Linked DNA regions of Homo sapiens: region 2 is linked to region 1. A link is a loop called in an ENCODE intact Hi-C map of the cell type or tissue named here. Cell type or tissue: Calu3. All regions are shown on one strand. Each heading gives the region's core, and the rest is flanking DNA. Links, peaks and the distances in the headings are about the cores only. Region 1 overlaps LINC02456 (long intergenic non-protein coding RNA 2456). Region 2 has its middle 85 kb from the start of LINC00485.

Region 1 (16,664 bases), core at 5,613-13,612:
ACACATACACTCTCCCAAGACTAAACCAGGAAGAAGTTGAATCTCTGAATAGACCAATAACAGGAGCTGAAATTGTGGCAATAATCAATAGCTTACCAACCAAAAAGAGTCCAAGACCAGATGGATTCACAGCTGAATTCTACTAGAGGTACAAGGAGGAGCTGGTACCATTCCTTCTGAAACTATTCCAATCAATAGAAAAAGAGGGAGTCCTCCCTAACTCATTTTATGGGGCCAGCATCATTCTGATACCAAAGCTGGGCAGAGACACAACCAAAAAAGAGAATTTTAGACCAATATCCTCGATGAACATTGATGCAAAAATCCTCAATAAAATACTGGCAAAACGAATCCAGCAGCACATCAAAAAGCTTATCCACCATGATCAAGTGGGCTTCATCCCTGGGATGCAAGGCTAGTTCAATATACGCAAATCAATAAATGTAATCCAGCATATAAACAGAGCCAAAGACAAAAACCACATGATTATCTCAATAGATGCAGAAAAAGCCATTGACAAAATTCAACAACGCTTCATGCTAAAAACTCTCAATAAATTAGGTATTGATGGGACCTATTTCAAAATAATAAGAGCTATCTATGACAAACCCACAGCCAATATCATACTGAATGGGCAAAAACTGGAAGCATTCCCTTTGAAAACTGGCACAAGACAGGGATGCCCTCTCTCACCACTCCTATTCAACATAGTGTTGGAAGTTCTGGCCAGGGCAATTAGGCAGGAGAAGGAAATAAAGGGTATTCAATTAAGAAAAGAGGAAGTCAAATTGTCCCTGTTGGCAGACGACATGATTGTATATCTAGAAAACCCCACTGTCTCAGCCCAAAATCTCCTTAAGCTGATAAGCAATTTCAGCAAAGTCTCAGGATACAAAATCAATGTACAAAAATCACAAGCATTCTTATACACCAACAACAGACAAACAGAGAGCCAAATCATGAGTTAACTCCCATTCACAATTGCTTCAAAGAGAATAAAATACCTAGGAACCCAACTTACAAGGGATGTGAAGGACCTCTTCAAGGAGAACTACAAACCACTGAGGATACAAACAAATGGAAGAACATTCCATGCTCATGGGTAGGAAGAATCAATATGGTGAAAATGGCCATACTGCCCTAGGTAATTTACAGATTCAATGCCATCCCCATCAAGCTACCAATGACTTTCTTCACAGAATTGGAAAAAACTACTTTAAAGTTCATATGGAACCAAAAAAAAGCCCACATTGCCAAGTCAATCCTAAGCCAAAAGAACAAAGCTGGAGGCATCACACTACCTGACTTCAAACTATACTACAAGGCTACAGTAACCAAAACAGCATGGTACTGGTACCAAAACAGAGATATAGATCAATGGAACAGAACAGAGCCCTCAGAAATAACGCCGCATATCTACAACTATCTGATCTTTGACAAACCTCAGAAAAACAAGCAATGGGGAAAGGATTCCCTATTTAATAAATGGTGCTGGGAAAACTGGCTAGCCATATGTAGAAAGCTGAAACTGGATCCCTTCCTTACACCTTATACAAAAATCAATTCAAGATGGATTAAAGACTTAAATGCTAGACCTAAAACCATAAAAACCCTAGAAGAAAACCTAGGCATTACCATTCAGGGCATAGGCACGGGCAAGGACTTCATGTCTAAAATACCAAAAGCAATGGCAACAAAAGACAAAATTGACAAATGGGATCCAATTAAAATAAAGAGCTTCTGCACAGCAAAAGAAACTACCATCAGAGTGAATAGGCAACCTACAGAATGGGAGAAAATTTTTGCAACCTACTCATCTGACAAAGGGCTAATATCCAGAATCTACAATGAACTCAAACAAATTTACAAGAAAAAAACAAACAACCCCATCAAAAAGTGGGCGAAGGACATGAACAGACACTTCTCAAAAGAAGACATTTATGCAGCCAAAAAACACATGAAAAAATGCTCATCATCACTGGCCATCAGAGAAATGCAAATCAAAACCACGATGAGATACCATCTCACACCAGTTAGAATGGCAATCATTAAAAAGTCAGGAAACAACAGGTGCTGGAGAGGATGTGGAGAAATAGGAACACTTTTACACTGTTGGTGGGACTGTAAACTAGTTCAACCATTGTGGAAGTCAGTGTGGCGATTCCTCAGGGATCTAGAACTAGAAATACCATTTGACCCAGCCATCCCATTACTGGGTATATACCCAAAGGACTATAAATCATGCTGCTATAAAGACACATGCACACGTATGTTTATTGCGGCATTATTCACAATAGGAAAGACTTGGAACCAACCCAAATGTCCAACAATGATAGACTGGATTAAGAAAATGTGGCACATATACACCATGGAATACTATGCAGCCATAAAAAAGGATGAGTTCATGTCCTTTGTAGGGACATGGATGAAATTGGAAATCATCATTCTCAGTAAACTATCGCCAAGAACAAAAAACCAAACACCGCATATTCTCACTCATAGGTGGGAATTGAACAATGAGATCACATGGACACAGGAAGGGGAATATCACACTCTGAGGACTGTTATGGGGTCGGGGGAGTAGGGAGGGATAGCATTGGGAGATATACCTAATGCTAGATGATGAGTTAGTGGGTGCAGCACACCAGCATGGCACATGTATACATATGTAACTAACCTGCACAATGTGCACATGTACCCTAAAACTTAAAGTATAATAAAAAATAATAATAATAAAAAAATAAATTGTAAAGCATTTCTGGCATTAATTTCTTTTCATAAATTGTCACGACTTACACATACCATGTATGACATGTTTAGACTTTCTGACCTGCCCTAAACATCCCTCTTTTTAAACAACCAGTCATTTTACTTTAGGACAATAATTTACCAAAAAACATCCTTTCTTATGTAAAATCTCTTTATAACCTTCTTTGCATAGCTAGGGGACATGGATAATTCCATATATCCCCAGGCCTTATTTAGAATTTAATGTCTTCAAAATAAATTGAACAATTTTCAAAAGTCAAAGCAGTTTATGACCTTAAAGCATTTAGCAAACCTAATATCTGACCGGCATAATTTAGACAAAATGTGTTTATTTTATCAATAATCTTTAAAGCTGTTTTTATTTCCCAGTAATTACTAAAGTTACATGAACTAAAAGGCCTTACAGTTTTTATTTTGCTTTCAAAATATTTTATTTAAGCACTTGTTTTTGTTTAAGCCAATTAATTGGAGCTCTTTTATATAAACATTACACACAACACATATATAATTACACAAATAGACAGACATAAGAAGATTACTACAGTAGTTATAAGATTTTTCATTTGCCAGTTTTTAAGTTTCTTAATTGGTTATTGGCTTTAGGGTGGAGCCCTAGGAAGAACAGGGCCAGGAAATGGGTTTCTGGTGCCTCCTGTTTTTCCCAAGGAATCCAGGCTCTTAGAGCTTGAATATCTGCTTTTAATTAAGCTGACTTTTAACCATAGCACCCTTTAATAATATCCTTTTAAAATTTCTTATTACCCAGTTTGGCCAATATTTCTGGTTTTGAACTTTACCAAAGGTAACCTCCCAGGTGCTCAGCGAAAGGAAAACTTAGGATAGTCCATGGTGGAGAAGAGACTAGACAAGGTTATGTAGATATTAAACCAGAAAAGGCTTGCTTTCTAAGCAGGGAATTGAACCTGGACTTCTAGTGTGAAAGGCCAAAACCTTATGTACCAAGCTATACCACAGGGAAAGTTCCACTGTTCTTCCCAGAAGGAGTCTAGAGTAGTTAATTTTGAGCTTGTAGAGGCTTTTAACTACTTAAGATAATTTTTAGAGCTAACTATGACATAAAACCTAAAATTCGTGTTCCCTGGAAGGTGGAGACCAAGAGAAAGTACTGCCACGTGGTTACAAGGTCAAGCTCCCAAGGACATGAAACAAGATGGAGACCCCATCCAGTTTTTCATTTGTTTGTTTCAGGGACCTGCAGGAAAGTTTGTTATTGACCAGCCTGCTGGGCCATCTTGAGCAGCGAGCTTATGGGGTCCTAAGCCCATGTTTTATCTTAAGGCACCCCTTGACACAGAAAAACAAATTCATAGCACAAATATATCAGTTTAAGACTAGCCTCGGAATTCTTTTTTGCATTAATCAAAACTTTACAGAAGAGATAAACAGTGACTTTTTTCTTTTTCTTTCTTTTTTTTTTTTTTTGAGATGGAATTTCACTCTTGTTGCCCAGGCTGGAGTGCAATGGCGTGATCTTGGCTCACTGCAACCTCCGCCTCCTGGGTTCAAGTGATTCTCCTGCCTCAGCCTCCCGAGTAGGTGGGATTACAGGCACCTGCCACCACACCCAGCTAATTTTTTGTATTTTTAGTAAAGATGGGGTTTTGCCATGTTGGCCAGGCTGGTCTTGAACTCCTGACCTCAAGTGATCCGCCCACCTCAACCTCCCAAAGTGCTAGGATTACAGGTGTGAGCCACCGTGCCTGGCTTAAACAGCAATTTTTACCATTTAATCAACTGTCTGCACAGAGAGGGAGAAGCCAGAAATCTGACTGGTAAGAAATTCTTACCCTTTGGCCTGCATGCCAGGTTTCTGTGTTTCCTTTCCCTAAGTGGCCCCGGTAACCCAGCTTGCCACACCATCCCATTGGGGGACAAGCTGCATCATAAAGGAAAATTATCTTTTTTCATTCTGGCCAGAGTAAAACACATGTGATAAACAGACATTAGCCACTCTGCTTAGCACCCAATATCAAACTGACAAGGCTTAAATTTGCCCTCAGCTGGGCCCCATCATCTTTAATCCAACCTCTGACTAGGAGTTTCAACACATGGTCTCTGGGCATGATGGTTGCCCTGAGTAACAGAAAAGATGAAAAACAGAAAGGAGAGAGAGAAAAGGTTTGCCTATGGCAGGGTGGGGAAGGCAAAATGCTCAGGAAGACCAGAGAAAAACCAACCCATTGCAGTGATACTGAGAAGTTCAGGCGGCTGCAGCTGCTGTTGTAAAAGGATTTTTTTTCCAGCAGTCCCATCAGCTTTCAAGTTTTCCCTTTTGGGGGAGGAAAAAGCTCTCCGTGTCCCACGATCCTAATTCTGTCACCCATAGTTGTCAGCAAAGAGTGCAAGGCAGATTATTCCAAAGAAAACAGCAGTTGACATCCCGTAGTGCCAACCCTGTTCTTAGCCAAAAGGGACTTTACCAAGAGCCCTCATTTGTAAATGTACTTCAGTGCATTGTTGTTCATTCGGAACGTTCCACTGTAAGTTACCTTTAGTAAGATTTTGCCATTTCTGTAAGACTTCACTGCCTCCCAGGCCTAAAGTATAAGCCAGAAGGAACTCAGTTTTCCAGAAATTAAGGATTCCATTTTTACCTAAAATATTGGCTTTACTCTCAGGCTCTCTTGATTAACTTATCCAATGATTTTTTTTCCTACCGATGCAGGCAAGAAAAATGAACAAAAGGGTAGAGCACAAAAATCCTTGTGAATTTTCAAAAGCCAAACTCTATAACCCCTGAAATATTACTGCTTACTACCAGTTCCTTTCTGACCCAGTCAGATGTAAGAGGCCTCTAACTGGATCCAAGCCAGTTAATTCCCGGATCAAATCTGTTCCTGGACCCAGTCCAGTTTCTGTCACAACTCCAAACCCAGTTTGGATCAGAAATTTGCCCAAAGAAACTCAGAGAGCTCAAAACACAAATCCGTGGAGCTCCAAAATCCAAGAGGGAACTTACCCACGATGCCCAGCTGCTCTGAGAGATCAATGGACACAAGTGGGTCCTGCAGGTACCTTGCGTGTTTACTCAGCACTCCTGGGGGTCACTAGAAGCTCCACTTTGGATCCTGCTTCTGACATTATCTGATAAAAGAAAAACTTCAGCTGAGTTAAATTTAAAGGAGTTTAATTGAGCAATGAACGATTCACGAATTGGGCATCCCCAGAATCACAGCAGATACACAGAGACTCCAGGGGTGCCTTGTGGTCAGAACAAATTTATAGACAAAAAGTTAAAGTGATGTATGGGAATCAAAAGTGAAGTACAGAAACAGTGAGGTTGGTCACAGCTCTGCGTTTGCCTTGTTTGAACACTCAGCAGTCTATGAGTGGTTGAAGTATGACCACTGGAATGGCCAACACTCAACTATTGTTACGGTGCATACTATTAAGTTAGGTTTTCAATTTTGTCTGGCTATTAAGCTAGGTTACAGTTCATCTACAAGGACTCAAATATAGAAATACAGAGTCCTTCTCAGGCCATATTTAGTCTGCTTTAACAGATGCCTGTATTAATCTGTTCCACACTGCTAATAAAGACATACTCAAGACTGGGTAATTTGTAAAGCAAAGAGGTTTAACGGACTCACAGTCCCACAAGGCTGCCTCACAATCATGAAGGAAAGTGAATGAGGAGCAAGGTCACATCTTACATGGCAGCAGCTAAGAGAGAGCTTGTGCAGGGGAACTCCCATTTATAAAGCCATCAGATTTCATGAGATGTATTCACTACCACAAGAACAGAATGGGGTAAACTGCCCCCATGATTCAATCTCCACGTGGCTCTGTCCTTGACAGGTGGGGATTATTACAATTCAAGGTGAGATTTGGGTGGGGACACAGCCAAACCATATCAGTGCCATACTAGCAGAGTCAAGCCGAGTTGAACTGGGACCACTTCACACACACACCAAAAGTTACTAGCACTTAAAGTGGGTATATCATTTAGAGGGAAGTCTGTCATTGTCCCTGTTCCAGGACCAGAGCTGTGGCTCAGAGATTTTGCCCAAACGTAGAGAAGCACGCTGTATAACAGAATACTTAAAATCTCTCCCCAAAGAAATTGACTTCATTTCCAACAAACCATGGACAATTTCAAGCCTAAAGTCACTCTCAAAAACAGTGAAAGTTTGTGAAAAGCAATTGGGAAAAAATTGATAGATTTGTTAGAGATATAGCCTAAGTTGTAAGCTGGATGATTTGCTATAGAGAAATAGAAAGCAAGACATCTGGGAGGAACCCTCTTAGGGTCAAAACAAATCTCAAAAACTGACCTCAGGAACAATTTTTTAAGAAGAGCCCAAATTTTTGGGTCAGTTTGTAAAACAATCTATATTCCAGGGCATTGTTGAAAGCAACAGAGCCATCAGCCAGCAAGTAAGTAGTGGAGCATAATACCTGGGTATGACCAGAGAAAAAGACAAAAGAGAGCTCTCCCAAATCCACTGTGTTGCCAGCTGACTGTGAGCATATCAAACTGCATCCCCTGAGAAACAACTTTATAGACTTTATGCTTCAGAGGAAGAAATAAATTACACCAAAATAATCTAGTCAATCAACAAACAAGTAAATAAGCAAATAACAACAAGCCCCAGAAGACCAGTACCCAGTATTATTACAATATACTACCTAAAATTTTTCAACAAAAAATTATGAGACATATAAAGAAGCAGGAAAGAATAAGCAATACACTGAAAAAAAATTGTAGACAACAGAAACTGCCTGGAAGACTTACCAGATGTCAGATTTAACAGACATCAGATGTCAGATTGAACAGAAAAAGTTTTCAAAGTAGAGATTATAAATAATTTCAAATAATATTTTCAAATAAAATGGGCCATGATTTAAAAAGTATGATTACAATGTCACATCAAAAGACACCTAAAAGTGAAAAAGCTAAAGCTAAAGACAATAAGAAAATTTTGACTACATCAAGATAAAAATGACTCATCACTTAGACTGAAACTCCAGGAAGATTAACAGCTGATGTCTCAGCAGAATTAATTGAGGCCAGAAGGACAACATATTCAGAATGAACCAAAAAAAGCAATTATTAACCAAGAATTCTATATCCACCAAAATAAGGTAAAATAATGACATGTCCTAATAAAAACAGAGGGAATGTGTTGCTAGCAGACCTACCTTATAAGAAGTACTAAAAGAAATTCATGCTACAAACAAGTGAACCCTGAGAGTAATTGGAATATATATATGAAAAAAGCAAAAAGAACCAGGAAAGGTAATTATCTAATTGTAAAAGTCAAGGCATTTCTTTTCCTTTCTTCTTCTAAAAGATTTTAAAAGTAATTGTATAAAGAAGTATATAATGTGATGTTGAGCCTATAACATAAAAATGTAATATTGGTCAATAATAGAACAAAAGAGGTGGGTGGGGGCAAAGCTGTATTGGATTAAGGAAATGACTTCAGATGGCAACTTGTATGCACAGGAACAAATGAAGAGAACCAGAAATGATAAATTAAAAGGCTAACACAACAAAAGCTATAAATGTGTGTGTGTGTTTGTGTGTGTCTGTATTTGCTCTCCTCAATATCCTTAAAAAACATAAAAGCGTGTAAATTTATCATTACAACAATGCATTGTTGGGTTTGTAATATTCAGATATTAGATGTAATAGATGTAATATGAATAAGAATAGTATCACAAAAATGGGGGGAAGGGAACAAAGGTATATAGAAGTAACATTTCTGTATCTCACTAGAATTAATTTAGTATAAATCTCAAACTGATTATTATAAGTCACAGTGTATATAGAAAAACCCTAGAGTAACCACTAATAACTCAAAAATATAGTGAAAAAATAATTTAAAAAATTAAAATGCTACATTATAAAATATTCACTTCATGCAAAAGAAAGCAGTAAAGCAGAAACAGAGGAACAAGAGAAACATGAGATATATAAAAAACAAAAATGGCAAACATAATTCCAACTATATCAATAATAGCATTAAAGGTGAATGGACTAAATAATCCAGTCAAAAGGCAGAGATTCTCAGACTAGATCAAAAAACAAGAGTCAATACATGCTATCTATGGGAAACACACTTTAGATTCAAAATACAAATAGACTTAAAGTAAAAAGATGAAAGAGAAATATCATGCAAACAGCAACCACAAGAAAGTTGGAATGGTTATACAATTACCTGACAAAATATACCTTAAAACAAAAGATATTACTATAGATAAAAGAAGATGTTTTTTAAAAGGTCAATTAACCAGAAAGATACATCAATCAAAAATATATATGCACCTAACAACAGAGCACCAATACATATGAAGCATAAATTGATTTAAATGAAGAGAGAAATAGACAATTCATCAATAATTGGGTACTTCAATACCCAATTTTCACTCATGGGTAGAACACTAAGCATAAGAACCACAAGGGTGTAGGAGATAAAAACAGACATAAGCACCACCTACTGGCCTGGAAGTTGAATGGTGCAACACAACAGGAAATCTGCTGACTCAAGTGCAGAGTACTGGAGAATGAAATAAGCTTCCTGAGACTTCCATCACCCTGAGCCCACAGGAGGCAGTGAGTGAGGCTGCTCACATGCTTAGCACATCACTACAACAACCAGCATTTGAGAAAGTCACCATACAAAGGCTATTACCAAAGAATTTATACAGACTCTTTGCCACTGAAAATACCCAGAACCAAACCCAAAGGACACTACACCACATCATACAGTACAGACACCTCCTCAAGGGGGCAAAATAATCCTGTCCAAAGGGAAGCAAAATTAAAAAATAAGAAGGAGAGACAGCTTATCCAGATAAGAAACAACCAGGGAAACAACTCTGAAAGTATGGAAAAAACAGAATGTAACAACACCCCCAAAGGGGAATACTAACTCCTCAGAACAAATCCTAACCAAAATGAAGTCTTTGAAATATCAGATAAATAATTCAAAATACTGATTTTAAAGAAGCTCAGTGAGATCCAAGAAAAAGCAGAAAACCCATACAAATAGAAAAGCAATTTAGGACATGAAAGAAGAGATAAATGTCATTTAAAAAAATACACACACACAAAACTTCTAGAAATAAAAGATTCAGTCAAGGAGTTACAAAATACATTGAAAGTGTTAACAATAGGCCAAGTGGAAGAAAGAATTTCAGAGCTGGAAGACAGGTCTTTCAAATTAACTCAGTCAGACATAATATTTAAAAAATTTTTTTTAATGAACAAAGCCTTTGTGAAATATAAAAGTGTACAAACCTGTAAGTTATAGGTATTCCAGAGGGAGAAGAAGAAAAAGCAAAAAGTGTGAAAAACCTATTTGCAGAAATACTTCAAGAAAACTTCCCTGGTTTTAGGAGAGATTTTGACATCCAGATACAAGAAGCTCAGAGAATTTCTGGATAATACATTGCAAGAACTTCACCAAGACTATCCAAAGTCAATGTAAACAAAATAATCCTGAATGGCAAGAGAGAAGTGTCTAATTGCATTTATATATATATAATCATATCGGACTAGTAGCTGTCTTCTCAGCAGAAAACTTACAATCCAGAAGAGATTGGGGGTCTATTTTTAGCATCTTTAAAGAAAAAAAAATGCCACCCAATAATTTTATATCCTGTCAGATTAAGCTTCATAAATCAAGGAGAAATAGGGAATTCATCAACACTAGACTGGTCCTCCAAGAAATGCTCGAAGGAGTTTTGTTTTTGTTGTTGTTGTTTTAGTAGAGATGGTGTCTCACTATGTTGACCAGGCTGGTCTAAAACTCTTGGCCTCAAGCAATCCTCCCACTTAGCTTCCCAAAGTGCTGGAATGACAGGCATGAGCCACTGCCCAACCTCAAAGGAGTTCTAAACATGGAAATTAAACAACAACATTCACCATCATAAAAGATCACATAAGTAAAAAGCTCACAGACCTTATAAAGCAATTACACAATTGAAATCCCAAGGCAATCAGCTAACAACAACATGATAGAAACAAAACCTCACATATCAATATTAACCTTGAATGTATGTGGCCTAAATGCTCCACTTAAAAGATACAGAGTGGCAAACTGTATAAAAAAGGAAAACCCAAACATGTACTGCCTACAAGAGACATACATACTGGCTAAAGACAGCTATAGAATCAAAGTAAATGGGTTGAAAAAGATATATCACGCAAATGGAAAACAAAAGCAAGAGAGAGTAGTCATCCTCAATCAAATAAAACAGACTTTAAACCAACAACAGTTAAAAAAAAAAGGGGGCAAAAAAGGTCATTATAAAATGATAAAGAAGTCAATACAACAGGAAGATTTAACTATCCTAAATATATCTGCACCCAACACTGGAGCACCCAGATTCATAAAATAAATACTACTAGACCTAAGAAAACATATTGATAGCAATATAATAAGAGTGGGGGACTTCAGCACCCCACTGACATCACTAGACAGATCATCAAGGCAGAAAATCAACAAAGAAACTCTGGACTTCAACTGGGATGTAGACCAAATGAATCTAATAGAGATTCACAGAACATTTTATCTAACAGAATATACATTCTTCTCACCTCCACATGGAATATATTCCAAAATTGACTATATATTTGCCCATAAAGCAAGTATCAATAAACTCAGAAAATCAAAATAATAACAAGTATCTTCTCAGATCACAGTAGAATAAAATTATAAATCAATACCAAGAGGAACTCTCAAAACTACACAAGTACATGAAAGCAAAACTACTTGCTCCCAAATGACCTTTGGGTAAATAATAAATTAAGGCAGAAATTGAAAGACTTCTTGAAACAAATAAAAATAGAGACACAACATACTAAAATCTCTAGTATACAGCAAAAGCAGTGCTAAGAGGAAATTCTGTAGCATTAAATGCCCTTATAAAAAAAGATAGAAAAATCTCAAATTAACAACCTAACATTGAACCTCAAGGAACTAGAAAAATAATAATAATCCAAACCCAAAACTAGTAGCAGAAAAGAAATAACAAAGATCAAAGCAGAACTAAATGAGATTGAGATTATTTTTAAAGACATAATGAATCAATGCGACAAAAAGTTAGTTTTTTAAAAGGATAAACAAAATTGATAGATTGCTAGCTAGATTAACCAAGAAAGAGAGATTCAAATAATTATAATCAGAAATGAGAAAAGGGACATTAAAAATGATGCCACAGAAATACAAAAGATCCTCAGAGACTACTATAAACACCTCTATGCACACAAACTAGAAAACCTAGAGGAAATTGATAAATTCCTGGAAACCTACAACCCTCCAAGATTGAACCAGGAATAAATAGAGATCCTGAACAGACCAATAATAAGTAATGAAATTGAGTGAGTAATAAAAAAATCTTTCAACAAATAAAAGCCCAGGACCGGAGAGATTCATAGCCAAATTTCACCAGATACACAGAGAAGAGCTGCTACCAATCTTACTGAAAATATTCCAAAAACTCAAGGAGGAGGGATTCCTCTGTGACTCATTCAATGAAACCAGTATCATCATGACACCAAAATCAGGCCAGTACACGCACACAGAAAAGCAAACTACAGACTAATATCTCTGATGAGTATAGAGGCAAAAATTCTCAAGAAAAAACCAGCAAACTGAATCCAACAGCACATCAGAAAAATAATTAATTATGATCAAGTGGGTTTTATTTCTGGGATGCAAGTACGGTTTAACATCTGCAAATTGAAAAGGGTGATTCATCACACATACAAAACTAAAAAGAAAAACCATATGATTATCTCAATACATGAAAAAAGGCATTCAATAAAATCCAAAGTCCCTTCATAATAAAAACCCTCAACAAACTAGGCATCAAAAGACCATACCTGGCTGCTCTGCCTATGGAGTAGCCACTATTTTATTCCTCTAAAAAAAATAAAAATAAAAATAAAAAAGTACCTAAAAATATAAGACCCACCTACAACAAACCCACAGTCAACATTATACTAAATGGAAAAAAGTTGATTGCATTACCTTTAAGAACTGGAACAAGACAAGCATATCCAATCTCAGCATTCCTATTGCACATAGTACTAGGAGCACTACTCAGAGCAATCAGGTAAAAGAAAAAAAGCATCCAAATTGGAAAAGAGGAAGTCAAATTATCTCTGCCCACTGATCACATGACCATATACCTAGAAAACCCTAAAGACTCCTCCAAAAACCCCTAGACTTGATAAACAAATTTCAATATACAAAATAAACATACATAAATCGACAGCATTTCTATACACCAATAACATTTAAGCTGAGCGCCAAATCAAGAACTCAATCTCATTGGCAATAGCCACACACACACACACAAAATACCTAGCAATTAATTTAATCAAGAAGGTGAAAGATCTCTACAAGGAAAACTACAAAATACTGTTGAAATAAATCATAGATAACACAAATGGGGAAACATCCCACACTCATGGATTGGAAGAATCAGTATTGTTAAAATTACCATACTGCTTAAATTAATCTACACATTCAACTCCTATCAAATTACCAATGTCATATTCCACAGAATTAGAAAAAAATTCTAAAGTTCACATGGAATCAAAAAAGAGCCTGAATAGCCAAAGAAATCCTAAGCAAAATGAACAAATCTGGAGGCATCACATTGCCTGACTTCAAATTATAATACAAGGCTACATTGACTAAAACAGCATGATACTAGTACAAAAATGGCACAAATATCAATGGAACGGAATAGAAAACCTGGATATAAAGCCACAAACTAACAATCAACTGATTTTTGACAAAGTCAACAAAGATAAACAATGGTGAAAGGACACCCTATTCAATAAATAGTGCTGGGAAAATTGGCTAGCCATATGCAGAAGAATGAAACTGGACCTCTATCTCTCACCATATACAACAATTAACCCAAGATGGATTAAAGATTTAAATGTAAGACCTGAAACTATAAAAATCCTAGAAGAAAACATAGAAAAAACTATTCTGGACATTGGCATAGGCAAATAATTTTATGATGAAGATCCCAAAGGCAAATGTAACAGGAATGAAAATAGACAAATTGGACTTAATTAAACTAAAAAGCAAAAGAAATAATCAACAGAGTAAACAGACCACCCACCAAATGAGAGAAAATATTTGCAAATTATGCCTCTGACAAAGGACTAATATCCAGAATCTATAAGGAATATAAATAACTCAACAAGAAAATAACAACCCCATTAAAACTTGGGAGAAGAATATGAATAGACATTTCTCAAAAGAAAAAATACAAGCAGCCAACAAACACATGAAAAAGTGCTTAACATCAGCAATCATCAGAGAATTGCAAATTAAAATCAGAATATCATCTTATACCAGTCAGAATGGCTACTATTAAAAGGTGAAAAAACAATAAATGGCATGGATGTGGAGAAAAGGGAACATTTGTACATTATTGGTGAGAATTTGAACTAGTTCAACCTCCATGGAAAACAGTATGGAGATTTCTCAAATAACTAAAAATAGAACTACCACTGGACCCAGCAATCCCACTACTGGCTATCCACCCAAAGAAAAGGAAACAATCATATCAAAAAGGCATCCGTATTTGTATGTTCATTGCAGCATTATTCACAATAGCCAAGTCATGGAAGCAACCTAAGTGTCCATCAACAGTTGACCAGATAAAGAAAATGTGGCATACATACACGATGGGATACTACGTAGCCATAAAGAATGAAATTATGTCCTTTGCAGCAACATGGATGGAGCTGGAGGCCATTATACTAAGTGAACTAACTCAGAAACAGAAAATCAAATACCACATGTTCTCACTTACAATAGGGAGCTAAACAATGGATACACATGGACCTAAAGATGGAAATAATAGACACTAGAGACTCCAAATGAGAGGAGGTTGTGGAGGGGAGCAAGGGATAAAAAACTATCTATCAGGTACAGTGTTCACCATTTGGGTAATGGGTAAACTAGAAGCCCAGTCCCCACCAGTACACAATATACCGATGTAACAAACAAGCACATATACACCCTGTGGATAAAATAAAATAAATAAAAAGAACTGGGAGTCCAGAATAAAACCATGTGTCTTTAGTCAACTTATTTTTTACAAAGGTGTCAAGACAATTCAATAGTGAAAGAATAGCTCTTTCAACAAATCATTGCTAAAACAACTACATAGCCACATGCCAAAAAAAAAAAAAAAAATGGGCCCTTACCTCACACCATAGGTAATAATTAATCCAAGATGGATTAAGAATATACACGTAACAGCTAAAACTATAAAACTCTCAGAAGAAAATATAAAGGAAATATCTTCATGCCTTGGATTTTGAAATGGATATGACACCAAAAGCATGAGCAAGAAATGAAAAATTAGATAAGTTGGCTTTAATTAAAATTAAAAACTTTTGTGCATCAAAGGAACTATCAACAAGGTAAAAGAAAACCCACAGAATTAGAGGAAATATTTGCAAATCATATGTCTGCTAAGGGCATAGTATGCAGAATATATAAGAACTCTTACAACTCAACAATTCAACAATAAGAAGACAATTTTAAAATGAGCAATCTCAGAAAACATTTATCCACAGAAAATATACAAATGGCCAATAAACACAAGAAAAAAATGCTTGACATCATTAGTCATGAGTTTCCTGGGGCTGCCATAACAAAATACCATAGAGCAGGTGGCAGAAAAAAATTTTTTCACAGTTCTGGAATCTAGAAGAACAAGATCAAGGTGTCAGCAGGTTTTCTTTCTTCTGAGGCCCTTCTCTTTGGCTTGCATATGTTTGTCTTCTTGCTCTGTCTTCACATGGTCTTTCTTTTGTGCACATAGATCCCTGGTGTCTCTCTATTTGTCCTAATCTTCTCTTCTTATAAGGATATCAGTCAGATTGGGCTAGGGCTCACCCTAACAGCCTCATTTTAACTTAATTACCTATTTAAAAGGCCCTATCTCCAAACACAGTCACATTCTGAAATACAGGAGATAAGGGATTCAACATATGAACCCAGGAAGTTTGGGGAAGATAATTCAGGTCATAACCATTATAATGGGAATGCATATCAAAACCTTAATGAGATATCACTTTATACCCAGTAGGATGCCTAGAATCAAAAAGTCATATAATAACAATGTTGGAGAAGATATGGAGGAATCGGAATGCTCATATACTGCTGGTAGGGATGCAAAATGATGTAGCCTTTGGAAAACAATCTGAAAGTTCTTCAAACAGTTAAACTTAGGGTTACCATATGACCCAGTAGTTCTACTTATCGATATATACCCAAGAGGAATGAAATCATATGTCTACATAAAAACTTTTCCATCAGCTAATTAATGGATACATAAAAATGTGTTGTGTCTATATAGTGGGATAATATTCATCTATAAAAGGAAATAATCTCAGCACTTCGGAAGGCCAAGGAGTTGCAGATCATCCTGGGCAACATGGGGAAACCCCATTTCTACAAAAACAATTAGCTGGATGGAGTGGTGCACGCCTATAGTCCCAGTTACTCAGGAGGCTGAGGTAGGAGGATGGCTTGAGCCCAGGAGGTGGAGGCTGCAGTGAGCTGAAATCGTGCCACTGCACTCTAGCCTGGGAAACAGAGCCAGACTCTGTCTCAAAACCAAAAACAGGAATAAAGTACTGATAAATGCTACAATGTGGATGAACTTTGAAAACATTACACTAAGTGAAATAAGCTGATCACAAGGGCCTCGTGTTATATATGATTCCATCTATATGAATTGTCTAAAACTGGAAAATCTATAGAGACAGAAAGTAGATTAGTAGCTGCTTAGGGATATGGAAACTGGTGGACAGGCAGAAGATAGCTAAAGTACATGGGTTATCTTTTTGTGGTGATTGAAAGGTTCTAAAATTGACTGCA
Region 2 (12,389 bases), core at 1-8,000, 440 kb before region 1:
AAGCAATGGGTTGGTGGACATGGACCATGGTTTATGGTCCCAGGTTGGATGCTGATTTGATGTGTGACCTTGAACAAGTCACTTCTCTCTTTGTATTGCAGGTTCCTGATCTGTAAGTAGTGGATAAGGATACTACCCATATCTTGTTTCTTGGCTTTCTTGTGGATCAGAGGCTCATTCTTTTATCCCACCCACTTACCTGTTAGCATTCTTTAGAATATTGGTTTGTGTTCCATTCTTCCTATGTCTTCCTGCAGTGATCTCAGTTCTAATCTTTAGCTTTGGCATCTATGCAGGTGACCACAAAATTTGTATCACCAGCTTCAACTTCTCTCCCAAGTTACAGTCTTAAATAGCCACAATACTAATTTGGATACCTTGTAGGTGGGTATTTTGCTTTATAAAATTTACTGTCCTCCTATCAAAACTCACCCAGGACACACCACAATCTTTAAATAAAGACCACAGTATGGCATAAGCAGGGTATAAACTCTGAGTTCCAAATCTAGTACTTCTAACTGTGTGACTTGGGTGAGCCACTTAAGCATACCAAGCTTGAAGTGGTGATGGTCAGGCTACGGTAAAGACTGGAGACAGGATAGAGAAAAGTATTGGCAGACTACCTGGTATGTCATAGAAATTCAATAAATCATATCATTCTTCTTACTATTAAGCTCTTCTTGGAATTTATATAATGCCTTTACTCTCAGATTACCTTTTATGTCTATTACCCATATTTCTCAAATACAGAACAAATAAGTATTTAAAAGGTTGACTGTGTAGAGATGTTCTAGACACTGAGCCTTATTTTCTCATTGAGTTCCACTATTCATTTGGAGATAAGTTCATCTGGAGACAATAATAATTTTAAATTACCCTAAAACTCTAAGAATGCAGCAAAGTCTTCTTCAAAACAGAACATTGATAATGTTATGATAAAATTCTAGTATTAGCATTCAACAATCCATCACTCACATAAAAATGTATGTAAACTGAAAATACTATGTCCAAATTGTGGGAAACAGTGGGATATGAAAGGTTCCTTCCCCTCATTAGATTTAGATAAGAAATGGGGAAGGATTCCTTATTTAATAAATGGTGCTGTGAAACTGGCTAGCCATATGTAGAAAGCTGAAACTTTCAGCTTTCTGAAAAGTTTGTAGAAAACTAGATCCCTTCCTTACACCTTATACAAAAATTAATTCAAGATGGATTAAAGACTTAAATGTTAGACCTAAAACCATAAAAACCCTAGAAGAAAACCTAGGCAACACCATTCAGGACATAGGCATGGGCAAGGGCTTCATGTCTAAAACGCCAAAAGCAATGGCAACAAAAGACAAAATTGACAAATGGGATATAATTAAACTAAAGAGCTTCTGCACAGCAAAAGAAACTACCATCAGAGTGAACAGGCAACCTACAGAATGGGAGAAAATTTTTGCAATCTACTCATCTGACAAAGGGCTAATATCCAGAATCTACAAAAACTCAAAACAAATTTACAAGAAAAAAACAAACAACCCCATCACAAAGTGGGCAAAGGATATGAACAGACACTTCTCAAAAGAAGACATTTATGCAGCCAACAGACACATGAAAAAATGCTCATCATCACTGGCCATCAGAGAAATGCAAATCAAAACCACAATGATATACCATCTCATACCAGTTAGAATGGTGATCATTAAAAAGTCAGGAAACAACAGGTGCTGGAGAGGATGTGGAGAAATAGGAACACTTTTACACTGTTGGTGGGACCGTAAACTAGTTCAACCACTGTGGAAGTCAGTGTGGCGATTCCTCAAGCATCTAGAACTAGAAATACCATTTGACCCAGGCATCCCATTACCGGGTATATACCCAAAGGATTATAAATCATGCTGCTATAAAGACACATGCACACGTATGTTTACTGAGGCACTATTCACAATAGTAAAGACTTGGAATCAACCCAAATGTCCATCAATGATAGACTGGATTAAGAAAATGTGGCACATATACACCATGGAATACTATGCAGCCATAAAAAAGGATGAGTTCATGTCCTTTGTAGGGACATGGATGAAGCTGGAAACCATCATTCTCAGCAAACCATCGCAAGGACAAAAAACCAAACACCACATGTTCTCACTCATGGGTGGGAAGTGAACAATGAGAACACTTGGACACAGGAAGGGGAACATCACACACCAGGGCCTGTGGTAGGGTGGGGGGAAGGGGGAGGGATAGCATTAAGAGATATACCTAATGTAAATGATGAGTTAATGGGAGCAGCACACCAACATGGCACATGTATACATATGTAACAAACCTGCACATTGTGCACATGTACCCTAGAACTTAAAGTATTAAAAAAAAAAAAGAACTATCTGAACATCCAAAAAAAAAAAAAAAAAAAGGTGCTTTGGCAATATTGGTTTCATAGCTAATCAAGGCAGAGTTTCTATCCAGCTTGTATTAGTCCATTTTCACACTGTTGATAAAGACATACCTGACACTAGGGAAAACAAGAGGTTTACTTGAACTTACAGTTCCACATGGCTGGGGATGCCTCAGAATCATGGCAGGAGGAAAAAGGCACTTCTTACATGGCAGCAGCAAGAGAAAATGAGGAAGAAGCAAAAGCAGGAACCCCTGATAAACCCATTAGATCTCATGAGACTTATTCACTATCACGAGAATAGCACGGGAAAGACCGGCCCTCATGATTCAATTACATTTCCCTGGGTCCCTCCCACAACACGTGGGAATTCTGGGAGATACAATTCAAGTTGAGATTTGGGTGGGATCACAGCTTTTTTAAAGCTTCTCAGACCTTTTAAAATAATGACCTCTCTTCAGAGACCACATTTATACTTTTGCCACAAGATAAAATGAAAAAAAAAAAAATAATAACCCATAATATACTCCTGAAGAGGAGGGTCAAGAACCTTGAAATACAAAGGCAAGCGGAATTGCTCTGGAATCCCTGGTCCAGTCACTCACTTGTAGTCAGTTACATTTCTATTTCTCACCTGTCCTCCTCAGACCCAGTACTGGGAACAAATGCCTGTCTAAGTGTTGTATTGTCTCTGTTACTGTTGCTGTCATCATTGTCATCATCTTGTTGTAGCTTTAGGGCTTTTCTATTTGCAAAACTCAGTGCTTCAGCATGAATAGTTAAATGGGGTGAACATACTTCTTTTGAAATTGGCTCTCTGTTATGTAAGCAATGTTGTAATAGAAACATATATATTTAGATTAATGAGCTAATGAAAGATGGTGGTATCGTAATTGTCAAAATATATCTATGGGAGGTAGAGAAGATACAGATTACTCCTTTTTTTAACAGGAAGGAAAACTGTGTAAGACCAGTTATATTTTTTGCTCATAACAAAAATGACCAGTGTGTGGCCCTCTTAAATGATGCTTTGCCACTAGTACCAAATTGGGGGTGGGAGAGAGTCATCATTTTCCTACAAGTAAGAAAAACACCGAGAACACACACACACACACAAGTATATGGACACACACAGAAAAACACACAAACACACAAACACACATACTTGCACATGTTTCTAACTTAGATATGACGGCTTAAAGGAAGAATTGAGGGAATACAACAGACCCTTAGCTTGTAGTAGAAACTTTTAACACTGGAAAGTTCTAACTTTAGAAGGTCTTCTGAGCTCCAGTGGGCAAGAAGCTATTTGGCATACTGTAAATAGACTAGAACCACAACATCAAGGGTAGGAGACTGATAGTTACAGATTCTTCCTTAGAGATTCTCTAGTTACCAACTGTCATAATATCTATTAGCAAACAACAGCAATAAAAAAAAGCATCCTTAGAAATTTGGAATAGAAATCTCCTGTTTTCCTGTCTTTTACGTGGTCCCCTTTTCAAGTACTTTCTTATATTCTAGAAGAAGAGATTCAACAAGCAATTGGATATTATACAAGTGATTCACGCATTAGAAATGTAATTGAATTTAATGAACTTGATGGTCCTTGCCTACCCTAAGATGCTGTGATCCTATAACTTTCATGTCATACAGCTGTGATGACACCATCTCCTTCTGCATCCTATGATGTCATTGTTTGGTACCATAGCAAGTGAGATATGCACCTGTATGTTCATGTGCAAACCATCCAGGAGAAGAGTAACTAATTTTTGTATCAGTTAAAGAACAACTGGTTAATAAATTAATTTCTCTTGGGATCATAACGTTCAACTCCTCGGGATATTATAAAAATCTAACCCTGTCAACACCAACCAAAAACCTATGTGTTCAGTATAAGATGACCAGAATCAACACTTGCATTTTGCATTTAGAAAAGTGAAAACTGAAGAGGCAAGAATCAAAGGCGAAGGTTACATGAGGATCCAGGTCTCTGGTATTTGGGTTCCAAAATTTTCTTGGTAAGCTCGCTTTTCTTCATGTTGAACTGTACCCAATTTATTAACAAAGATAATTCAGTGCCAAAGTTCTAAATTGCATGGAATGGTCACCATGAGTGCATGTGGGAACCCAGGACAAAATAAATGTTCACTGTAATACAAAAGAGATGGTAAGTTGTCTTGAGTATATTTCAGTGTTATTGATATTTTGTCCACAAGATGGTAGCGTACACTTTCCAGTTAATGTAAAGCTGGCCTGTGATCCTAATTTCCCGTAAACTAGAGAATGGTTGGTGTTGAACGAAGGCCAGCCACTCTGGATATCACTCAGTATTTTTTTTTTATTGTGATGAATTGTTGATTTTAAGTATATTTAGTACTGCTATAGCAAGGTGGGGATTCAACTGAAATAAAGAACACTCAGAAATGCATTGCATTCCAGCTTCTTAAAGGGAATTTGAGAAGTGGGAATACTTTGGACATCTAAAAACCACACACCAAGGATCAGATACTGACATTTTTAAAAAAAAAATCCACTTTAGTACATTGTGCAAAAGACATTCAGGATGTCAAGTTCAATTAATCTTTGGTGAAATTTTGCACTGTAACAAAGTTCCTTCCATGAAATGAGTTCAAGAGGACTATAGATGTTTTCCCCTCAAATCCAGAGGGAAAGTAAGACCTTAGATGTTATGACATTTCCATGAGCTAAATAAGAGGGCAGTATTAGCAAGCTAGCCTGCTCTTCTGTTGTGTGCCTCTCTCCCTCAGCTAGCCCCATGTCAGAGGGGACAAGACACAGATGGCAAAAACATCTGGCCTGTCTGCCTCTATTGACCAGAGGGCCTTCTTTGAGGTTCTCAGGCTTACTTTATCTTTTTTTGAACTCTTTTTAAAATGAGAAGCTCAAGTGGGATTTCCTTTCATCTTACTATATTATTTTCAAATTAAATTAGGTCTAATGCCCTGTATCAGAATTACAAAAGCAGGGCTCCAGGGCATATAAGTGACTTCCTATTTTGTTTTTCAGAACAGCTGAGCTCCCCACCTGGGAAGGAGAGAGACAGATGAGCCACGAGCAGAAGGTGGGGTAGAATAAGAGCTGAGGGCAGGAGGGGAGGCCCTGCAGCCTCAACTCTAGGGTTTGCCCTTCCAATGGGCTTCAGCATCAAATCAAGCTTCCTCAGACCTCCAGAGTCCAGCCCTATCACAGCTATCTATTTTATTCCCCTTGTTCTGCAACATGCATCCTCTGATCTAACCTTAGAGAGGTCACTTTGCTGCTATCTATTTGGTTCTCACTGCCTTTATTGTTAGGCTTTGCCTTTCACATTGGTTTTTGGTTCCAGTAACTCCAACCTCAATCAGAAATTCCATGGCTCCAGCTTACTTATGAGAATTTATTTCTCAAACTTTCTCAAGAAGCAATGCAAACGGCGGATGTAGTCACCTTTTTTTTAAGGAGTATAGAGTGATGATTATGAAAATAAGAGAAAAGTATACTTTAAAACATAGAAATAGGCAGCTTTTAAGTCTAGCCATGATTATGACTGGGTAACCCTTCTGCTTTCCATTAAAAACTGGGTATCTTCTCTTCTAGGTCAACACATTTCATGATATGTCTGCCTAACTATATGGCAAATCCAATGAAACCTGATGGGGTTTTCTGTCCCTCTTACCCCTGATAGGGTGTTCTTTACTATAAATAACCCCATAAATTATATGTGATGAGCTAAATATTAGCAAGAGGAGTTCACCTCAAAAAATGCCTCACTCTGTAACCCCCAGAGGCCTTAAGCCTGCTTCTGTGGAGGATTGCAAGGCTCTGTTAAGGCCAGAGTGATGTTAAGATGCTGCAGAAATGTGTAAAGGGGTGGGAAAACCATAGAGATAGAAAGGAAGCAAAGATGGAAAGAGAGCAGCAGAAGAAGGACCCCCGGTGACCACTGGTGACTCAGCGAATAGACTGAATGGGAACTCTGGTGTTGCACCATGCTCTGGATTCTCTACATTTCTGCATTTAAATAATGGTTATGATTGTTTCCTCCTAGACATATACTCTGTCTGCTTGTCTTTCTAGATAACATAAGGCAAAACAGAGAGTTATAGAAACATGGTTCCTCGGTTTGAGATTGAGTGTCTCGAAGAGCTCTTCAGTGTTTTGAGGCACTCATCATCTTTCATGCTTGATCCATTTATCATCTATCTACCTATCATCTATCTATATTACAGTGTAATAATTTTTTTCACTTAATAATCCATCATCAACCTTTTCCCAGATGGTTAAATAATTTTTAAAAGATACGATCTTCAACAGCTGCATTACATTCTATCATATGGAAGCACCAGGTGTGCTTTGGCCATCCGCACATGGTTGGGCATCATTTGACAGAAGCTGTGTGAAGATGGAGTGACTGATCTCCAAGACATTGTTATCTCCTTGCCCATGGAAGAGGGAAATCGTAGGCTGGACTGCACATGTTGAGGAGGAACATTAGCCCTGAATAGGTGATTGTGCCACACCTTCAGACTGAAAGTCTGAGACTCCAGCTGACTGAATGGGCTTCCAGTCATCCAGGCCAGAGCACTGCAGGAGGAAAAACACAGACAAGTGCCACGACCTGGGGCCATTGTTCAGCTCTCTGCAATTGTGGCCTCTTTCCCATTGGAAAGAGGGTCCTGACCTTATAGTCTAAAGGACATGTGCTTGACCCCAGAGTCACCTATGAAGGCAAGTATCGATTGACCTAAGCTCACACAAAGATTTATGTGTGGGAAAGTGGTGCTGCCTGAGGCCCACACTTAAGATTTACAGATGTTCTGCATATAATGTCATTCCTCTGTGTAGTGGAAATGAAGAAAATGTTCTGTTCTTAATTAAGAATCTAGATGGAGTTCAGGAGAAGGCACAGCCCAAAGTGAGCCCCGGGATCTAGGAGGTGGACCAGTGCCTGGACAGGGTGACTGGAGAGCCTACGTACAGGTTCTTTCTGCTACTGGGAAGGTGGAACACACTCTAAGTCCTATTACTATTATGATTAAATGCCCTCATTTCCTCTTTTATCCCAGCTTTTGTCTTTTTCAATAAAAAATAAATGTTCTGCCACGGGGCTGGAGATGAGGCATGCAAGTAGGAAACTGATAGGTTCCCATTGACTATACTCCCCTCTCCCCTTATGCGCTGTGCTGAGGTGGGAAAGAGAAGCAACATGAACAAGTACAGTTGGCTTAGGGGCTATTAGCACTCACCCAGGAATAGGGAGGACTGGGTCAAAGAACCAAGAAGAATGAACCAGAATGTGACTCCTGATGCCACCCCCATCTGAAACCTCAGCTCCAATTCAAATCAATATTTACTAAGCCCTACTTCTATGTCAGGGACTATACTAAAAAATGATAATCAAAAGATAAATTTATTTGTTCATACTACAAATATTTATTGATGGCCTATAATATGCCAGGCACAATGATAGGCCCTGGGGAAGCAATGATGAAACAGATAGAAGATCTCTGCTTTCATTGACCTTCCAGTCTAGCAGGCAATACAGATATTCAATTCAAAACAATTTAGCATTTTAAAAAATCATGTCATTATACCATTCTCTTCCCCACCCAAGTTCTGGATCACCTGAGAGAGACACGGGAGTCAGAATGGTAGAAATCAAAACACCAGGCCCGGCATGGTGGCTCACACCTCTAATCCCAGCACTTTGGGAGGCAGAGGTGGGCGGATCGGTTGAGCTCAGGAGTTCAAGACCAGCCTGGGTAACATGGCGAAACTCCATCTCTACAATCATACAAAAATTAGCTAGGCATGGTGGTGCTTGCTTGTAGTCCCAGCTACTTGTCGGGCTGAGGTGGGAGGATCACTTGGGCCTGAGAGGTCAAGGCTGCAGTCAACCGTGTTTGCACTACTGCACTCCACCCTGGATGACAAAGTGAGACCCTGTCTCAAAAAGAAAAGAAAGAAAAGAAAAGAAAAGAGAAGAGAAGAGAAGAGAAGAGAAGAGAAGAGAAAAGTGAAGAAAAAGAAAAGGAAGAAATAAGCACACCAGCTTTATGACTGATAAAACTGTTTGGAGCATGTGGCTTACTTAGCCAAGAGGGCTTTATAATGTGCCCCTGAACTGAATTTTTTCCACAAAACTATAGGCCTCCTTCACAGGGAACTAATTTAATCATCCGACTTATAGTCCCTGCAGAAAGACAGAGCCAAACATCATTAAGGTTCTCTGCCAATAGCACCCATTGCCAAGCAATCTGTGCCCACTTTCACCTTCTCCTATCTGACCAGCAGCCAACTCAGGATGGCCCTTGCCAATCAGCTGGGCCACACCTCTGGCTAAGCTCTGTTGGTTAAGAGAAGAAAAAGCTGAGATGGGATAAGAGACCAGAATTTTTACTCTAGTAGAGACCCCTCCAGAGAAAGTCAAAAGAGCGCAGGCTAAACACACTCCTTACAATTATGAAGAGTGCTCCAGAAAGAGCAGCCCAGGGGATTGTGAGAGAGCATGACACAGGGGCCTAACTTATTCCAGGAGTGGGGTGTATGAGCAAGGCATGGTTTCTGCTCTCAGGTAATTTACAGCCTCACCAATGGGGAGGGGGAATCAACATAAAACAGTGATGATAAATTATCTACTAGCAACATAAATTAGGTTCAGAAGAAGTATGAAGAGGGGTAGCAATTGATGATTGGCCATCATTATTTCCTGTTCATCTTTTAAGTACACCTCTTACCCCTATTATCTATAGTATTAGAAGACAATGTCATGCAGAGATGGTCTCTGCACTATTTCAATGTGAGAATAAATCAATAATAAAGTAAAAATTTCAGTCATTTAGGGATAAATTCCAAATCTGGATATCTAGGGATTTTTTTTTGTTTTTTTGTTTTGTTTTGTTTTGCTTTGTTTTATGCTTTGTTATTAGATCTGTTGGTTGTCTAAGAAACCACCATATCAATTGAGCTTTATGACATCATGTAAGCAAAATCTGAAATCCACCCAAAAGTGCAAACACATCTCAAAATACTTAAAATAAAAGCTGTTTTTTATTATAAAATTAGTGTATATTTGTTAAATATTTTAGAAAATGCAGAAGTGCCCCATCATTTAAACTCAGCCATGGTTATCACTTTGATATATTACTTCCTTTGCTTTGATTTTTTTCCCTCTGCATAATCTTTATTTTGTTTTCTTAGTGGTTTTGTTTTGCATGCATAATCAACTCTCAGTTATCTGCAATGGATTAACTAATTTGTGGATTAACCATCATTACATATCAGGCAAATAATCTGTGAGAAAATATTAAAGATATCACAAGTCAGTGAAAACCTTTATTAAACACATATCTATTGAATGCTTATTATGTGCCAATCACTCTTCTATGTGCTGGGGAATCAGAGATGAACAAGAAAATATGACTCCACTTCCCATTTAGCCTACATTTATCACCCCTGTATTGGAAGGCATCTATTGTCTGGCATTGTAATCAGCTGACACACAGAATTAACTACGTGAGGGAACATCTTCTCTTCTCTCACCTACAAGGAGAGGAGACATTCTTTACAGCATCCACTCTGCCCCTCACAACCCAGACAAACCAGGTTGGTGGCCCAGCAAAGGGAAACACTTGTGACAACTGTGAATTTTATAAACTCAAGGCTAGAGAGGGAGGTGTTAGGTGAGAAAAAGCAAGATAAAAGAGGAAGCACATTTCAATTCCACTCCTATATTCGGTTTTGGTTTTGTTTTGAAACAGTTTTGCTCTGTCCCCCAGGCTGGAGGGTAGTGGCATGATCTTGGCTCACTGCAGCGTCTACCTCCTGGGTACAAGTGATTCTCATGCCTCAGCCTCTTGGGTTGCTGGGATTACAGGTATGCACCACCACGTCTGGCTGATTTTTGTATTTTTTTAGTAGAGATGGGGTTTTACCATATTGCCCAGGCTGGTCTCAAACTCTTGGCCTCAAGTGATCCTCCTGCCTTAGCCTCCCAAAATGCTGTGACCACAGGCATGAACCACCACACACAGCCTGTTCATTTGAATTTTAAGCTTATTTATATTCACTCTATGTGTTGATTTGTAAAGAAACACTTTTTCAAAAAATTTATTCTAGGCCCCACCCTCTCCAGAAGAAGCTCTCAGTTTATTAAAATCTTTTATGCCTCTCTTAGTTCATGACTAGTATTTTATGACTAGTACTTTATAATATATATAAAATATTGGGATAGTACATATAGTTATATGGATATATGGATATTATATCTGATACATTATTATGTATCCATTATACATACTTATATATTTATATATTTTATATATATTACAGTTGATATATTTTTCATGTCTTCAGGTTATTAGATATCTATAAAGGAATTTTGATTATTTATATTGTCTCAAATTTTTAAACCACTAATTGTTTTTCAATTGATTCTTTTTAAAGTATCAAATCATCTATAAATAAAAATAATATTCTATCTTTTTTTTTTTTTTTTTTTGAGACGGATTCTCGCTCTGTCGCCCAGGCTGGAGTGCAGCAGCATGATCTTGGCTCACTGCCTCCACCTCCCGGGTTCAAGCGATTCTCCTGCCTCAGCTTCCCAAGTAGCTGGGACTATAGGCGCGCATCAACACGCCAGCTAACTTTTGTATTTTTAATAGAGACGGGACTTCACCACGTTGGCCAGGATGGTCTCGATCTCTTGACCATGTGATACACCTGCCTTGGCCTCCCAAAGTGCTGGAATTACAGGCGTGAGCCACCATGCCCGGCCTCTATCTTCCTTTTTAATGCATCTGCCTTTTATACCTGTTCCATGTCTTTTACTCCTGTTCCATTGGGATTAGAACTCCCAATGAATAATAATAGTGGTGATAGCAACATATTTCTTTTGATCTTAGTTTTTGTCAAATATTCTGATATTTAAGTGTTATCTTTGGTTTATGATAGTTATTTTTACCATGTTAAGAAAAGTCTTCTGTTATTAGTGTTTTAGATTTTCACAGAAATGCACATTATGATTTATTAAATAGATTTTGGGCACTCATTTAATGATCAAAAGATTTCCTTTTTTATCTCATATATTATTGGATTCATAATTATAAAACTATTTGCATTTTTTACTTAGATATTCCTTGGTCCAGGTGGAATTGTATTAAAGAATTAAATTGGCTAATACTTCATATATACATTTCCTTCCATATTTATGAGAAGATGGTTTAGAGTTTTCTTTTACCTCAGTATTTTTTTTATCAATTTTGGGCATCAGGTTTATGACACTTTATGGATCAACTGCAAAATTTTGTACTTTTTGTATGTACAAAACTTTTTTTTTTGAGACGGAGTTTTGCTCTTGTTGCCCAAGATGGAGTGCAATGGTGTGATCTCAGCTCACCGCAACCTCTGCCTCCCAGGTTCAAGTGATTCTCCTGCCTCAGCCTCCCTAGTAGCTGGGATTACAGACATGCACTGCCATGCCTGGCTTCTTTTGTATTTTTAGTAGAGACAGGGTTTCTCCATGTTGGTCTCAAACTCCTGAGCTCAGGTGATCTGCCCATCTCGGCCTCCCAAAGTGCTGGGATTACAGGCGTGAGCCACCATGCCCGGCCTGTATGTACAAAACTTTTAATTAGCATCATAAGCATTATATTTTCTTTAAAAGTTTGTAAGAAACTCATCAATGAAATCATTTGGTTTTTCAGTGTGTTTTATTTATTTTTGCTTATTTTTTCTTTTTCCCTAGGATATAGATCATGATGCTTTCTATGTCTTCTTGAATCATCTTTGTTAATTGATGCTTTTACATAAATATTGTTCACAATTCATTGAGGTATCTACTTAGACATTTCACTCATTCTAATTGTACTCAGAGGAGTTGTTTAAAATAATTTCTTAATCAACTACCTGTTTAAATGAGTGCAGTTCTTACCTCCAGTGATTTCTATTATATTTAACTAATGATGAAGTTTTTACTTTTGACTCATCTCTCAGTCACCTGGCA

What was found. Hi-C counts contacts between places; a loop is a spot of excess contacts. Peaks named below come from ENCODE experiments on the same cell type or tissue, not always from the same donor. Only the 100,000 strongest peaks of a DNase experiment are listed, where the experiment ranks them.
Region 2: it touches region 1 in a loop (11-fold over the local background); 4 of 110 quality-filtered maps call a loop at or near these places.

Annotation. Positions count from the first base shown.
Region 1 is chr12:102,293,842-102,310,505 of GRCh38, reverse strand. LINC02456 (long intergenic non-protein coding RNA 2456) reads right to left here. Exons shown (of 13, transcript XR_007063427.1): 4 at 5,750-5,874. Among named protein-coding and RNA genes, the nearest start is that of LINC02456, 23 kb to the right of the region's middle. In Calu3, for the core only: no CTCF peak of the experiment used is centred there; a DNase peak (open chromatin) is centred at 9,245.
Region 2 is chr12:102,733,079-102,745,467 of GRCh38, reverse strand. No RefSeq gene overlaps it. Among named protein-coding and RNA genes, the nearest start is that of LINC00485, 85 kb to the left of the region's middle. In Calu3, for the core only: no CTCF peak of the experiment used is centred there; no DNase peak of the experiment used is centred there.